Regions from separate parts of the Homo sapiens genome. Here region 1 is linked to region 2. Evidence: read pairs that join two places in POLR2A ChIA-PET (ENCODE). Cell type or tissue: Caco-2. All regions are shown on one strand.

Region 1 (8,000 bases), 120 kb before region 2:
GAGGCTGGAAGAAGGAAAATTACCTTACCTTGCGACATCTCCACCCCTAGAAGTGAGGGGTAGGGTTTTTACACATCCAGAAATAGGAAAGGTCATCGGGGGCTTTTCAGGGGCTTCGCAGGGGCAACTCTTAGGTCCACATAACCCTTGAGAGGACAAGTCTGATTTGGGAGGTATGACTGACTCTTATTTGATTCTTATTATTTAGTTACATTTGGGCATATTTAGGAGAGACCAGGTCTTCTCTCTCCTATTCCACTCATGATTCTGAAAACCCTCTTTTCCCCTTTTTCTGCCCTCTCTCCACCCCCTTTTATACTCCCCTACTTCTCATTCCATGGTGTGTTTTGGTGTTGAGGGCTGTGCCCCGCAATGGGCAGAGCATAGAATGCCGGATGCATAGGGTAGGGAAAGGAGGGGAGGGGCTTACAGGGATCAGGCTGACTTTGGGATCATAGAATTGACAAAACCAATAACTCAAGACAGGTCAACAAAACTGGCAAATTAACTCTGAAGTGAAAGTGACCAGTGTTAGATGATTTCCTGAGAGTGATTCTGGCCTGGGAGTGGGAGAGGAAGAGACCAGCCTTGAGACAGTGTTAACCTGAATTGTGTGTGGGAGTTCTGAAGAGGGGCAGTGTGAAAGGGGGTGGAAAGAGGGCAGGAAAGGGGGAAAGGGAGGGTTTTCAGAGTCAAGAGCAGACCAGGAGTGAGAAGCTATGGTTGTAGCTTTTTCTGCCTCCTATAAAAGGAATTCTAGGAGTCAGTGGGTGGAAGAAGGGGTATTTGGGAGAGCAAGGAGCTCCCTCTTGCTGTCCCCAACTTCACGGCTGTGGGAACTCACCCAGATCCTCTGCATTGGTTATGTGCTGGATTCCACCCCAAGATGCCCCCATTACCTCACTAGAATGAAGGTGAGCAAAGTTGCTGTTTGGTGAGACTAGTGCAGGTCTTTCTGGTCTCCTTAGACACAAAAATGTGAACTTTAAAATCTCCTTGCCAAGTTTCTACCAGGATGGACACTGCCTGGCTACAAAGCTAACACACTTCTCACCCCTATGTGTCTGTGAGAAATGCACTTACAGACATGCCACATTACAAGCATCAATGCCCCCAGGGAAGGGCTGGCAGAACCATCTGAGTCTTGGGTAATCCCTAGTGCATCAGCCGTTGAACCCAGAAGCCACCTGGCTCCTGACTTACTCTTAGCCCTTGATTAAAAAAAAAAAAAAAAAAAGAATCATTTAAGGGTGCTCTATTGGGTTAGAGGAACAGCAAACTCAGAAAAAATAATGCTACAAATTTAGACCATAAAATAGACATCTGAGTTAGCCCTAGTACAATGGGGTGCTCACATTAAAATAAAAATTTATAGAAATAATTGTTTAAGTTCCATGGTGTTAAGTGCTAAAAAGGAAACTCAACACTATGAAAACTTAGAACAGGGGCTTTTCACATGGTCTTGTGTATTTAGGGAGGTCCCCAAGAAAATGACATTTAAGCTGAGACCCAATAAACAAGAATGAGAGTTAGCAAGGCCCAGCAGTGGGCATGGCTTGTCAGGATTATTTTTGGTGAAATGAACTGGGAAGCTTTCTGTAAGTTTCAGTGTTGTAAGATGATTTATATAGCTAATTTTGCTCTTTTATTATAACTTTGAAGTATCCATGGTGTAGCTGTATTTATAATCCCTTTCTCTTTTCTAATGATGGATGCTTTTGCTGTCTAAATTTCTCCTGATTAAACTGTCTAGGTGTCTTTTTTATTGTTGTTGTTTCTCTTCAAAAGTTCAAAAGATCCAATTTCTTTTCTTTTCTTCTCTTTTTTTTTTTTTTTTTTTTTGAGACCAAGGCTAGAGTGCAGTGGTTTCACCCAGGCTAGAGTTCAGTGGTGTGATCTTGGCTCACTGCAACCTCTGCCTCCTGGATTCAAGTTATTCTCCTGCCTCAGCCTCCTGAGTAGCTGGGATTAAAGGCACCTGCCACCACGCCCAGCCAATTTTTGTATTTTTAGTAGAGATGGGGTTTTGTCCTGTTGGCTAGGCTGGTCTCGAACTCCTGACCTCAAGTTCTCCACCCGCCTTGGCCTCCCGAAGTGCTGGGACTACAGACATAAGCCACTGTTCCCAGCCAGGATCCAGTTTCTTGAATTATCCTTTACACTGTTTCTTCCCTTTCAAACTCTGTTTTCTTCACTCATTCCATTGGTGTGTTTTGGTGTTGAGGACTGTGCCCTAGAGTGGGCAGAGTATAGAATGCTGGAGGCATAGGGTAGTGAAAGGAGGGGAGAGGCTTACAAGGATCAGTGTGACTTTAGGATAATAGAATTGAAGGGATTTGGAAGACTGATTGGATGGGGGTGAAGGAGAGGTCCCAATCAAACAGGAGTCCCAGGATGCTGATAGAGACAAATGGGTGGATTGCAGTGTAGGGACTTTAGGAAGATGCAACTTTTGGACTTTGGGAGAATTCTGCTCCTGCAAATTGTCAGCTGACTGTCTTTCTGCCACTTTCTCGGGAACTTCTCATAACATATTTTGACAAAAGTACTTTTTCTAGCCTGGCTTTGCCTTGGGTATTTTTGGGCAGTGACTCAGCAGGGAAGGATTTTCCAGAATCCCCATGTTAAATGAATGGTTCCTACCCCAGATTTCCTGAGGGCAGCCATGGAGCATAGAGTGGGCTCTGTGCCAGCCCGTGTTCTCCTATTGAGGTAGAGTTCACAGGCTGCAAAGGGGAAGCCTTTTCAGAGACAGCTACAACAACTGGCTGTCAAAACCAAAGTAAAATGCACACAAAGCACCAAGACAGAGCTTTACAATCAAGCCCCAGTATTCTTGCTTCTGTTGCCTCACATGCCTCCCTTCTCCTCCTCTTGTCCAGATCCACCCCTCCCTTCCCTCCTAGGACCAGGAGACATGTTCTCCAGCCTATTCTATATTTCTCATCACTGAAATCAAGGAGATTCCAAGGTTATTCTGGACCTCTTGCCACATCACAGCTTTTCACGATGCTACCAGGGCTGCTACCTAAGAATGCCAGGTTTTATCAATATGAAATAAACAAACATTTCTTCAATAATCAGCTTCAGGAATATGGTAGTGAATCTTATTTTCCCTTGTAGTGTTGCAGAATCAATGCAATCGCCTTGTAAGCCAGGGGTCAACAAACTTTTCTTAATGGGCCACATATTAAATATTTAGGCTTTGCAGGCCAGATGGTCTTTATTGCAACTATAATACTCTGCTCAGTACATAAATGAACAAGTGTGGTGGTGTTCTTCTATAATTTTACTTACAGATGCTGACATCTGAATTTCCTGTAATTTTTACATCACGACACACTCTTCTTCTTGTGAGTGTTTTTTCCCCCAGCTATTTAAAAATGTAAAAATAATTCTTAGCTCCCAGGCTGTACAAATAGAGGCAGTGGGACAGATTTGGCTCCTGGCCCGTGGCTTGCCAAGCCCTCCTGTAAATGGAGAAGCTGAACTGAACAGCCGTGCCTCTTTCAGTCAATCAGGCCCACGGGGAGGCGTCCTCTCCTCATGCTCCAGGCTGACACACATGCTGCCTGCCTCATGCCCTAACTCCTCACCGCCTTTCAGAGTTCATCTGAGGTACTCTTTCATCTGACAAGTCACCTATGTGTTCCCATCTCTGCCTTGGGTGTTCTTTTTCCATACTTCCATAGGATCCTGGGTCCTGGGCTTCCCATATCATGGCATTAGCCGCACAGTATTGTAAGGACATTTTAATACTTGAGTCCCCAGAGTTCTGTGGCTCGATGGGGCCAGGGCTCCATCCCTGGATTGGATGGCTACTGATGTCCCTTGGATTGGCTACTGAAATCCCAGTGCTTGACAAGTATCTTGCAGTATCTTGCACCTAATAGGTTTTCTTGATGCTTATTGATTGAGTGAATTATTGAGTAAATACGTGAGTGAACCTCAGAACTATTTTAAGCACTCTGGAAGATTAAAGAGAAGAATGGACCAAGGATATAAAGGAGTTAACACAAGCAATATTAGAGACTAATTAGACAATGCTAATTGTGAGGCACTAAATGACTTGAAGAAAGAAGAAAGCAATAAAGACGAAAATCATTAAGGAACGTTTAGTAAAAATGTAGACCTTGAACTTACCTTTGAGGTAGTTGGGTGGAAGAGACAGAGGAACATTTATTCAAGAATGTTGTTCCAGAAGGGCGAATTAACAAAAATGTTTTGGTCTGATTCTTCTTTATCAGACTACTCCTCTGCAAAATTTCCCTTTGTAATTTATGGTTCTATTCACTGAATCATCAGAATGGAAGAGAGGAACATCCTAAAGTTTTTCTTTCAAAGAGTTTCACAGAGCGTTGCTTATTTTCTTCCAGAGACACAGATGTGCACACTGTGGCTTCCCTGTTAAAGCTCTACCTCCGAGACCTCCCAGAGCCCGTGGTTCCCTGGAGCCAGTACGAAGGGTTCCTGCTCTGTGGGCAGCTCACGAATGCGGATGAGGCAAAGGTTTGCATCTTAGAGTTAGTTGTCCTGCCTTAGAAGAAAGTGATTGGTTTTCTGGACACTAATCCAGTAGGCAACAGTGGGTCAAGGGGCCTGTACTTTTTGGTAAGATAGTCAAATGCAACTTCCTCAGCAACAAAAGGTATATGAACTCAATCATAATGACTGGCAAACCACAGCCTTCATGAGATGCAATAATCCAATAAAGAATTGGACCATAATCAAATACTGCTAGATCACATTAAAAGTAGTGAGAAAAGGAGGATACATCGGAGGACGGTTTCAAGCATGATGGCCTTGCTGAGACTTGCTGGGACACAAGGACAGGCTGGAAGGCAGGTGTGAGGTCACATAGCTCAAGCTCTACAGCAGCTGTGAGTGTCAGGCGTGGTCATCCAAGGAATGCATGTGCCAGGGAGAAGAAGGACAGGGAGGGTTTTTTGATTGTTTTTCTTTTCAGCCACAGCTGCCTGTAGGGTCTGTAACCACCATCTGCAATATGCTTGTGAGAGTGCACAAGTTCACTAACAAGATTTTTGATCCTGTATAAATTTATTTCTAGAGAGGCCTTATAGTCAACAATGACCACACTGTAGTCATGTTATTATAATCAACCAACCAACCAAACAACCAAAGAAACTGATGAAACCCAACCAACAACAATAAACCTTGATGATTTTTAAACAAGATTTTCAAATCCAAGTGATCCATGAAGAAGTTGATGTTTATATCGACTATGTTAAAAGCCCTCTCTGGCAAAATGGTGCACAGAAAAATCTATAATGAGACCTAGATTTAACCTTGATTTTGCCATTAGACAAATTATGCATCTTTTATAAGACTCAGTTTATTTACTTAGACCAATAGAACTTTCTATGGTAATGGAACTTTTATATATCTGCACCGTTCAATATGGTGACCACCAGCCACACATGGCTATTGGGCATCTAAAATGTGGCTAGTGCACCTGGGAAGCCAAATTCCTAATTTTATTTAATTTTGATTTAGTTAAATTTAAGTAGTTACATGTGGCAAGTAACTGCTATATTAGACACCACAAACTTAGATAATTTTCATAGTAATATCAGCCATGCCTAGGATTGTTTTGAGGACCCAGGGATATGATACTGGTGGGTGACTTTAAAATTTTTTTCAATATAAGGGAAGGTTTATTATCTTCCACACTTCAAAATTTATTAGATAGTCTGCTTCATAGAATATATTTATTTAAAACGAATGAAGAAATAGCACCCTAGCCCTGCAAGAAAACACAGCTGTGAGAACTTCCATCCCTGACTAAGGGTGGGGAGAGCATCATGATTTGAATAGATCCTGACATAAGAGAAAAGCTGACTTTATATTTCAAAATTAAGAAAGGAAGAGAACATGATACAGGTTTTGTAGCTCTTTTCCAAACAAAAATTAGATTGCATGGATCTGAGGTACGATATTTTGTGCGTAACTTAAGAATTTTATTGGGGGAGGGAGAAAGGGATATGAAAAGTCTTAACTTATACTGGTATATCTGCTCACCATTGTGAAAGTAATAAAATTTTATGGAATAAGGTTTAAAAGGCAGCTAAAAAGATAAACGTTTCAGATCGCATCTCACCCCTGGGTTCTGGGGAAAGTAAAGGAGGCAGCTAGATGCTGTTCTGACAATAAGATTCCCACCCCTGCACTCACTTTAGACTTGCTTCTCCCAGCTTTCTTAATCTCAGCATCTTTGAGAGTTTCCACATCTGTGGCAATGCATGTCTACACACAGGGACCAAGGTCCTTCTCACTGGTGAAAACATGGCAGAGGTGGCAGCTAGGAGGGGTGAGTCTGTAGCAACCTTTGCAATGAATTTACTCGACTCAACTGAAGAAGGGATCTCAGCATGAAGCTGATGCTACGCTAAGAAGGTCTATATCTACGGAAGCTGCTGCGTGTAGGCTGACAAGGCTGGAGGGTGCGTTTTCTGCAGGAGAGCTGCTCAGGTTTGAGGAGTGCCTGCACACCGGCATGTGAATTGTGTACTCTCTTTTTTTTTTTTTTTTTTTTTTTTTGAGATGGAGTTTGGCTCTTTCGCCCAGGCTGGAGTGCAGTGGCGCGATCTCAGCTCACTGCAATCTCCGCCTTCCGGTTTCAAGCGATTCTTCTGCCTCAGCCTCCCGAGTAGCTGGGGTTACAGCCGTCCGCCACCACGCCCGGCTAGTGAATTGTGTACTCTCACAAGCACCATGTTGCAGATGGTGATTACAGACCCTACAGGCAGCTGTGGTTGAAAAGAACACGGAAAAGCTCGCTGTCCCTCTTCTCTCCAGCACATGCATTCCTAGTAGACCTTGCCTGACATCCACGGCCATCCATTGCAGAGCTTGAACAGTCTGACCTTGCACCGTCCTCCAGCGTGGTCTGCCTGTCTCTGTGTCCCGGCATGTCTCAGATAGGCCACAGTGCTTGAAATCCTTCTCAGAAGAATCCTCCTTTTCTCACCAGTCTTAAAGTGATTCTGAGATATCTTATTGTGGTCTTATTCTTTATTGGATTGTTACCTCTCAAGCATTCATTCAGCAAACAATTAACGTATGAGTTGTTAAACAGTCCTTCCTTAGAGTAGCTCAGGGTCAAGGGTGGGGTGCAGTGGCATAATTACATATAAATAAAAGTATACATAACAAAAACTATGACCCTTTTAAAAAAAATTCTGTGAGAATTGAGTTATTTCCCTTTTTTTTTTTAAACCCACAGAACTACAGGAACAGGAATGACTGCCAAAGTGTTGTTTCTGCACAGATACACCAATTCTGTCCCAGGGTCTCCTTGCTGGCACATGGGCAGGCTCATTTACTGGTAAATGATTTACTTGTGTAAATCTCTTCCCAGGCTCAGCAGGAGTTGATGAAGCAGCTCTCCATCCTTCCTCGTGACAACTATAGTCTCCTGAGCTACATCTGCAGGTGAGAGGCCCCTGGTATCAACTCTGCAGTTTTCAACCCCATCAGAAAGAAGCTCCTAGTTAGAAGAGGAGGGACCACGTCTGTGAACAGAGAGATTCTGGTCTAGCACTTTGGAAGATCAGCTGTATTCACATAGCACTGAAGTAGCTTCCTGTATAATTTCAAGGATTCTGAAAACCTGGTTGAACCAAAAAATGAACGTGCTCCCCCATTTAGGCCTGCCTCAGCACTGCCCAGAGTCCTGGTACATGCAAGAGAACCCAGAATCCTTATAATGTTTCTAGAATGATCTCCCATCTTTGTGATTCTGAGCCGTAGCTTAGCTCCAGGGAGACATTCATTCTGGGCCACCCTGGTTATTTTCCTTCAGCCCTTTCTGGGGACCTGCTGTGCGCCACCCCTGTGGCAACTCTAGCTGTGGATTGACCCAGATCTGGCTCGGCTGGGAACTGGGATCTTCATCCCAGACTGACCTGAATTTTGTCTTTTATTTTTTAAAAATAATTTGTTGTAGTTCCTAGATTATAAAAGTCATGCTTGCTTGACTT
Region 2 (8,000 bases):
AGGAGGAACTGTCAGACATGTATGAAACCACCATATCTCGTGAGAACTAACTCGCTATCACGAGAACAGCATGGGAGAAACTGCCCCTGTAATCCAGTCAGCTCCCAACAGGTCCCTCCCTCAACACATGGGGTTTATGGGGATTACAATTCCAAATGAGATTTGGGTGGGGACACAGAGCTTAACCATATCACCCTGCAATGTGTACCCTAGTTTCTTAGAGAAACTAGTGAAAAAAAAGGGGGGGCTTTTCTCATCTGTGGCTACTGTTGTTTTTATACTCAGTCCCCACCCACCACCCTGAGACCTGGAATATGAGTTCACTAGGGACTGCACCGGCGACAAATTTGAGCCTGAAACATCACAATGTCATTAAACTGCTCCTCCCTCTCCAGAGTTTGTTACTGGATTAGGACTGTGTCCCAGCCCCCTCTTTCCTGAGCAGATCTACCCTGAAAGAATCTTTGGGCACTTGGAGGATTACCAAGAAGTCTTTAAGTAATGTCTAAATCCCAGCTGGGACTCAAAACTCTCTCGCAATAAATAAAACTCTCCTGCAAGAATTCCATCCTTGCTCAAGAGTCCTTTCCCAGTGAGAGGAGATCTAAAACAGAGGTCAAATTTCCTGGTCTCCTTGTTTCGAGAAAGGCACTCCATTGACAGACTTCCCTTTAGGGGGAACATCTTAATTTCCTTACCAGTCCTTTCCACCCCCGATGGTGCCACTTCTAATTCTCCCTGCCACTCCTGCTTCTCTGCAGTCTAGGGAAGAGCCAGCTGTGTCCAAACTCAGGACCGTGGGTATGGGTGAGCTGGCTCGCCAGCCACAGGAGGCAGCTGCCCAGTGTTCATTTTCTGGCTACCTGCTCACTCTGTGCTCTCAGTTTCCTTTCCAAGAGATCAGGAGCAGTGCCCCTTATCCTGCCTGGAATGTGCTGCTTCTCCTTGTCCTGCTGTCTGCTTGGGGCGGAGAGACCCACCCCATAACATAACCCATATGTCAGTAGTTATTTGTGTGGAGCCCCTCCATTGGACTGAGTTAGTTTGGGCGATGCTTTACACAGAGGCAGTACCCCAGCCGTCCACAGCAGGCAGAGCTGTAGCTGTCCATGGACTTACATCCTCCCCATCCCTGAAGGAAGACCACAGCACTGGGTCCTCTGGCCTGGCTCCAGGCACCAGGCAGCTGGAACCCGGGCCTTTCAGTGCTGATGGGCTCTAGCCATGGCCAACTTGTATGTATCTTGAGACTGCTGAAGACTGGATGGGCCTCCTTTTTATTTTGTGTTTTAAATTTTAAAAATATATGAACATTTTTATTGAGTTATACAATGAAGTGCAGATTTTAAGTGCACAGCTCAATGAATGTTTACATATATTCATCCAATGTAGCCATCAACCAGAGGAAGAGAGAAGACTTCCAATGCCCCAGAAGGCTTTTTCATGCCACTCCCAGGCAATAGCCAACCTCGCCCTTGGCCCCAACGGAGTGGAAAGGGATAGTAATGGAATTATCCTTTAATTTATCCTTAGCATAATGGAATATGCTGAGGAGTTCTCAGCAAAAATCAAACACACTCTGGCAAGTCTCTTGAGATGGGAGTCAACTGCAGATGGTAAGGGGCTGGTGAGTAGCCCCAGGATTCTCCCTATTGTGATTAGTTTGGGTCAAACAGGAGAAAAGAGAAGCTAACAAAGGTCATGAATAAGAGGACAGGATGATTGTCCATTGACCAGGCATTGCTTACCTAAGGCCATGTATGGGTGTAGCAACAGTAACTTTTTAGAGGAAGATTGAGGGGTGAGCTGCATCATTAGAGGCAGTGAGGGGTGAATTCTTGGGGTGTCCCTTTTTGAGGTCATATGCTACTGCATGAGCTGGAAGGGCCATGCAGCAGCCAGGGAATCCTTCCCTAGTGGTTAAAAGCATGCTGAGGAAATGGGCTTACCACCTTAAAATGGGATACACCTAGATCCTAAACGCCAAGAAGCACTCGATTCCATTCCTGAATGTGTGCTGAGCCCTGTGCATCAGAGTTGCTGCAACATCGGACATTTCCCCAAGAGCCAAGGGAGAATTAGGGACAGTGTCTGGACTGATAAGAAGGAATGGCAGGCCAAAGAGAGCTGGGCAGTGAGCTTCAAGTGACATTTGCTTGAAGTTATCCTAGGAGTAGCCCTCAGTATTGGGTTTCTGCAGCGTGAGTAAAGGAAGGTGGTGAGCCTGGAATTTGCAAAAGGGTTTTAGGGGTGAAAGAAGTGGAGACAGCAGCGCTGGGTGGGCCCAGGTCTGGAGGCATGTGTACTCACTGGAGTTATCCAGCCTTTTTCAGGTGTATCTGTAAGAAATGCTTTCAACGGTGAAAAAAGAGAACTCAGTCACAGTGGCCTAAACAGGTAGATACTGATCCAGGAAGGAAGTCCCAGCTGGAGCAGCTCTGGAATAATGCAGTCAGGCATTCTAGCTCTTTCTTTCTTTCCCGAATCTTCCTTATCTAGGATTGTTGCCTCATGGTCCTAAAATGGCCAATCATCTCCTGACATCAGCCTCATATCCTCATTGAGGGAAGGATGATAGGAACACACAAAGGGCAGAGTCACATGCCAGCTGAGTCTGTTACTCCTTATTAGGAAAGAAAAATCTTTCCTGAAAGCCCCACTTAGCAGATTTCTACTTATAACTCATTGGCAGGAACCGAGATCATATGGCCACCCACAGGCCAATCATAGACTGAGGAAAATGATACTGCTTTATTGTCTTAAAAGAAACCAAGACTGATTTAGCCCAGGGCTTTCTCAGCCTTGGCACTGTAAACATTTGAAGCCAGAACATTCTTTGTTGTAGGGCGGTGCCCTGGGCATTGTAGGATATTTAGCAGCATCTCCGGTGTCTACCCATTAGATGCCAATAACGTACCCTCCAGCTGTAACAATCAAAAATATCTCCAAACACCACTAGACGTCTCCAGGGGAGGGGAGAAAAATCACACCCCAGTTGAAAACTACTGATTCAGACTAATCATGATTAATCCCCTGGAACTAAAGGAATATATTTTCTAAAATTAAGGGCTTTTTTTTTGTTGCTACTTAAATTGGAGCTGTGGGGTTGGGTAATCAATGGACTGGTTTTGCCACAGAGTATTAGACAACTCTTACCAGCAATAGATGAATAAGCATTTCTTTTAAAGGTCATATCCTCGTTAGTTTCTGCCTGTTTGGGGTAACTTTATTGTCTTCAAATGGCTACTATTTATATTTTTTTCCAGGTTTACAATTGTTATGGAAGGCATGTTAGTCTGATATAAGCTACTTCATCATTATTAGAAGCTAGAAGTCTCAATATTTTATTAATTCACCAATTTATATTTATTATGTTTGAGTTAACAAATGCTTGAATTCATTCATTGAGTCAGTTATCCAAACAGACATTTGTATAATAAAGTATTTGTCTGGGTCCATGTATTCTAATCCTGGGAGCTCTGAATGAACAAATCCTATTTAATTCTATCTCAGATGAGCAAACGAGTTTGCGTGACATGTGACATGTCATTTACTGTAAGAAACACAATTGTATGGGAAATAACAAAAATAAGAACCTCATCTACATGCCTCACCCAGCTTCCTGCAAAAGCTCCATTGGCACACTCATATCCTGGGCCCAGTTGCTCCTTCAGGCCAGCTTTTTTTTAAAAAAAAAAAAAAAACACAAACATCAGTATATTTTATGTGCATACATATGAAAAGGAAGACAGAGGGACCAATGAAGACTCAGAGCAGGCAGTACGCACACACACTGGTCATGTGTCCTTTTCAAGAGCTGCCCATTTGGGAGACAGTCTCACCCACCTCAAAGGTCCTTTTGCAGAGCCAGGGCCTGCAGCTCCTCCAGGTCTGGGGTGGCCTCAAGGTGGAAGGTACTCTCCCTGCTGCAGCTCCTCTAAGGGCTGGGCCTCTTACTTGTCTTCACTGAGGATGATGCCTACACACTCCAGAGCTTCATAAATGCAGGTTCTCATGAACTGATCCACTCAGTGGATGCCTTCCCAGGAGATCCATGCGGAGTGAGGGACCAGGACTAAAGGGTTTCGTGGGCACTCCCTAGGTATTACTGCTGTGAATAAGCATAGACCATTGTGACTCACTGGCATCGAAGAGGGCATAGGGCACATGGGACGGGATGCCTAGCAGATGTCAGAAGCGGTTCAACCATGCAGGGCAGCACATTGTTGTCTGTAACTTAGAGATGCTGCTGTGTCCAGTGGAGAGAGACCCAGGACAGCAGAGGTTCATGAACAGCCAGCAGACACTCCCCACCAGCACCCCTACTGTTTGGCAGGGCTGTGATTACTCCAAACTTTGAATCCCTGGGCACTAAGGGATTGGGGATCTAATACCCTGCAAAGCAAGTTGAAGTCTGGGCTATCACTAGTGAGATCTGAACCAGTATATCCCGTGGTCAGACAGGCAGCATTGCATTTGCTGTCTCCCTTTGCTGAAGGATTGATGCCCTATGACGGGAAATGGGAGCAACAGGACACCTAGATGAAGCAGCAAACACAATGCTGGATGTTGCCAAGCACACAGGTGTACCCCAGAACCTCCTGCACTTGGGAGCTTACAGGACCCAGAGAGAAAATGGTGCCAGGGAATGCCCACAAGTCCACATCTGAAGCAGCGAGACCCGCTGGGCCATCCGAGGGCTAGCTCTGGCTGAGAATTAAGGAAGTATCAATAAGCTGGTCACTGGACTCAGTTGTGGAATGGGAGTGTGAAGGTGGGTGGTGTGGTCTAGGGGCCCACATGGAAGACCTGGAGGGGTACTGGGATCCAGGAGACTGAGACAACATGGAGCTGGGGAGAGAACCAAGGAAACAACCCAGAGAGAACAGTGAAGCCAGACAGTATTCTCCTTCTGGAATCTTCTCCAACTGTAGATGAGAAGCAGTCTACCTCCCCCCGCCCCACCCCACTGAAAGCCTGGTTCCCTGTAACCCTCAAAGCCCTGGAATTGGTACCATAATAAAACCAAAAGGAGAGCTGGCCCTGCAGAAAGTATTAATAGTTCATCCCTGGATTTGAGGAGCCTGCCCAGGCAGGAAACAGGCTGGGAAATTCCCTTCATTCTGCCCAGGAGATGGCTAATTGCAGAAAAATCCTGCCAAAGGCAGAGTCTGCAAGCCTTTCTCCAGAACTGGGACACCACTGCTTCCCTTCCCACCACAGCCTGCCCCAGCCTGCACCCCGGGTGGTGCTATCTACAAGGTGCAGGTAGGGAAGCCAGCAGGGAAGAAATTAGCCTTCTCCTTTTTAAAAATCATTTTAAAAGTGGCAATATCTGCTGTGGAGTGTGGTAGTACCACTTTTTAAGTGATTCATAAAAAGGGAAATGCTAATTTGTACTTGAGTCCTAGTGTGGTCAAGAAGGGACCATGTACCATGGGATGGGCCACTTTCTAAAAGTCCCTACCCCTCGGGGAATGAGGAACAGAGCTGAAGTAGGCTAGAGTAAGGATTTTACCTGTCCACTGCCAGCAAAGGACCTGTCACAGGAGAAAGGGGGTTGGGGAAACCAAGATGACAATGCCTATAAGTGTGGCATGGTTAATACTGTGTAAGGAGTAAGCTCAAAGCATCAGCCTCACTGGGAGGGGTGTGGAGAGAGGGGAAGCCCTGAGGAGGTTTTGCTACAGGGCTGGGAGTATGGCCAAACCAGAACTAATCCCCTCCCACAAACCATTCTCCAAAGAGCCTTCCACAGCTGAAAGGTCCTCCTCTCTCTTTCTCCCCCGTTCTCCATGGGTTTCCAATGCTGGATACCTGCTCCTCCATCCCGCAGAAAGCTAGATTGCTCGGCTGGCTTGAAAATAAACTAGTCAGGGCACAGATGACCTAGAACTCTGCCTTTTCCCTATCAAACTAACTTGCCTCTAGGTCCCCATTGTGGATCCACAAGGCCATTCCAGCCTGACTGTGCATTGGAGGATACCATCAGTTCTCAGCTGGGCCACTATGAGGAGAGAGCACTGCCAGAACCCACTAGACTCTGGGCAGGGAGGCATAACTCAGCTCAAGCCAGCTTTTGTAGTCTGACCAACTCTTCCAGCATCCTGGGTGCTTTGTGGTATTCGGTCCAGGTTTGCTCCTTCTCCCTGATGGCCCAGAGAGGGTCTCTGGCTTGAGCATCCAGTAAGTTAACGGAGTCGATGTCTACTTTTTTCAGTCTTTAAGAGGGGGCTAATTATGGAAAAAATATAACCAAAGCCCCAGCTGCATTGTAGCTTCCATTTAGACACATTCCTTTTAGGGTGTGCCTGTTATCCTCCACTGGCTGCTCCTAACACGTATTCAGCATGACAACAGCAAAGAGGAGAGTTAGAGAGCAAATGCTAAAAATAGGAGCAATGCTATAAAAATTAATGAGGATAACACATCTCTAAGCAGTAGATTCCAAAGGAGTTTACCAGTCATAACACCCCTTCCTGCACCCCAACTTCCTATCCCTAATGCTGGCCACAGGATTGTGCCCCACATGAGCCAATTAGGATCATATACTTTTAAAATTAAAAGTAATTTGAAATTAGAACTAAAAGGAGTCCTTTTCTCTCTGATGATCAAGGTGGGAAGATGAGGACCAATAGCGGTTGACTATAGTGTAGTTCACAGTGGTATTGACTCTATCCTCATGGAGAAACCCAGTGTAAGATACTGAGGTTGAATGTAGAGAGGAAAGTTGAGACATGGAAAGAGAGTGTGTGGTCACCTTCAAGCATCTAGTTCCACTGCTCAAGACCAGAGTATCTCTTTTCTTCCATGGTTAGTTATATGAGACAGTAAATTCCCCCTTGGCCTCAGCAAATTTGATTTGGTTTGCATCACTTGCAAACACCAAAGCCCCAGCTCAGACACTCTACCATTCATTTGGCACTTTATTGTGCATTCATTACTGTTGTTATCAAGTGTTTTCATACTAATGCTTATTTCCCCAACAAGAAAATAACTTTGGCAGCTATGGTAGCTTTGCCTTGGGCCTCTTCCCCCAGCATACCTGTTCCAGTGCTGAGTACATTGATGACTGTTAAGAAGTAGATGTACAGTTTTAGAAATAAAAGTAGTAAATGGCACATAGAAATTATTTTTTAAATGTTATTAAACTCCTTTTACGAAACAATCAGAGGAACCCCAAAACTTTCCTGGCCAGTTTTCAACTGTATTTGAGTTTCCAAAGTGACAATTGATAAGGAGAATTGGAAAAACCTATTTGTTGTTGCATTTAAAAAAAAAAATCAGTGTTTATTTTATGTGCAGGGAGTATACATGCGGGTTTCTTACATGGGAATATTGTGTGATGTTGATGTTAAGTATACACATCCCATCACCCAGGTACTGAGCATAGTACCAGATAGGTAATTTTACAACCTGAATCTTCCTCTCTCCCTCCTTCCTCTAATAGTCTGCAGTGTCTATTGTTCCCATGTTTATGTCCACGTGTACTCAATGTTTAGCTCCCCCTTATAAGTGAGAACACATAGTATCTGGTTTTCTCTTCCTGCATTAATTTGCTTAGGATTATGGCCTCCAACTTCATCCATGCTGCTGCAAAAGACATGATTTCATTCCTTTTCATGGCTGTGTAGTATTCCGTAGTATATATGTACCACATTTTCTTTATCCAATCTACCATTGATGGGCAGCTGGGTTGATTTTTGTCTTTATTATTGTATATAATGCAGCAACGAACATATGAGTGCATGTGTCTTTTTGGTAGAATGATTTATTTTCCATTGAGTATATACTCAGTAATGAAATTGCTGGGTCAAATGGTATCTGTGTTTTAAGTTCTTTGAGAAATCTCCAGACTGATTTCCAGGGGCTGAACTAATTTACATTCCCACCAACAGTGTATAAGTGTTCCTCTTTCTCCACAGCCTTACCAACACCTGTGGATTTTTTAACTTTTTGATAATAGCCATTCTGACTGGTGTGAGATGGTATCTCTTAGT

Evidence for each region. ChIA-PET counts read pairs that join two places held together with the same protein. Peaks named below come from ENCODE experiments on the same cell type or tissue, not always from the same donor. Only the 100,000 strongest peaks of a DNase experiment are listed, where the experiment ranks them.
Region 1: POLR2A ChIA-PET joins it to region 2 with 17 read pairs; 3 of 35 experiments call an interaction of 5 or more read pairs at or near these places.

Annotation. Positions count from the first base shown.
Region 1 is chr2:68,808,911-68,816,910 of GRCh38, forward strand. It overlaps ARHGAP25 (Rho GTPase activating protein 25), which reads left to right. Exons shown (of 11, transcript NM_001007231.3): 6 at 4,377-4,509; 7 at 7,379-7,452. Among named protein-coding and RNA genes, the nearest start is that of LINC01888, 19 kb to the right of the region's middle. RefSeq lists an enhancer at 6,627-7,127. In Caco-2, no CTCF peak of the experiment used is centred here; a DNase peak (open chromatin) is centred at 3,537.
Region 2 is chr2:68,931,511-68,939,510 of GRCh38, forward strand. No RefSeq gene overlaps it. Among named protein-coding and RNA genes, the nearest start is that of GKN2, 17 kb to the right of the region's middle. In Caco-2, no CTCF peak of the experiment used is centred here; no DNase peak of the experiment used is centred here.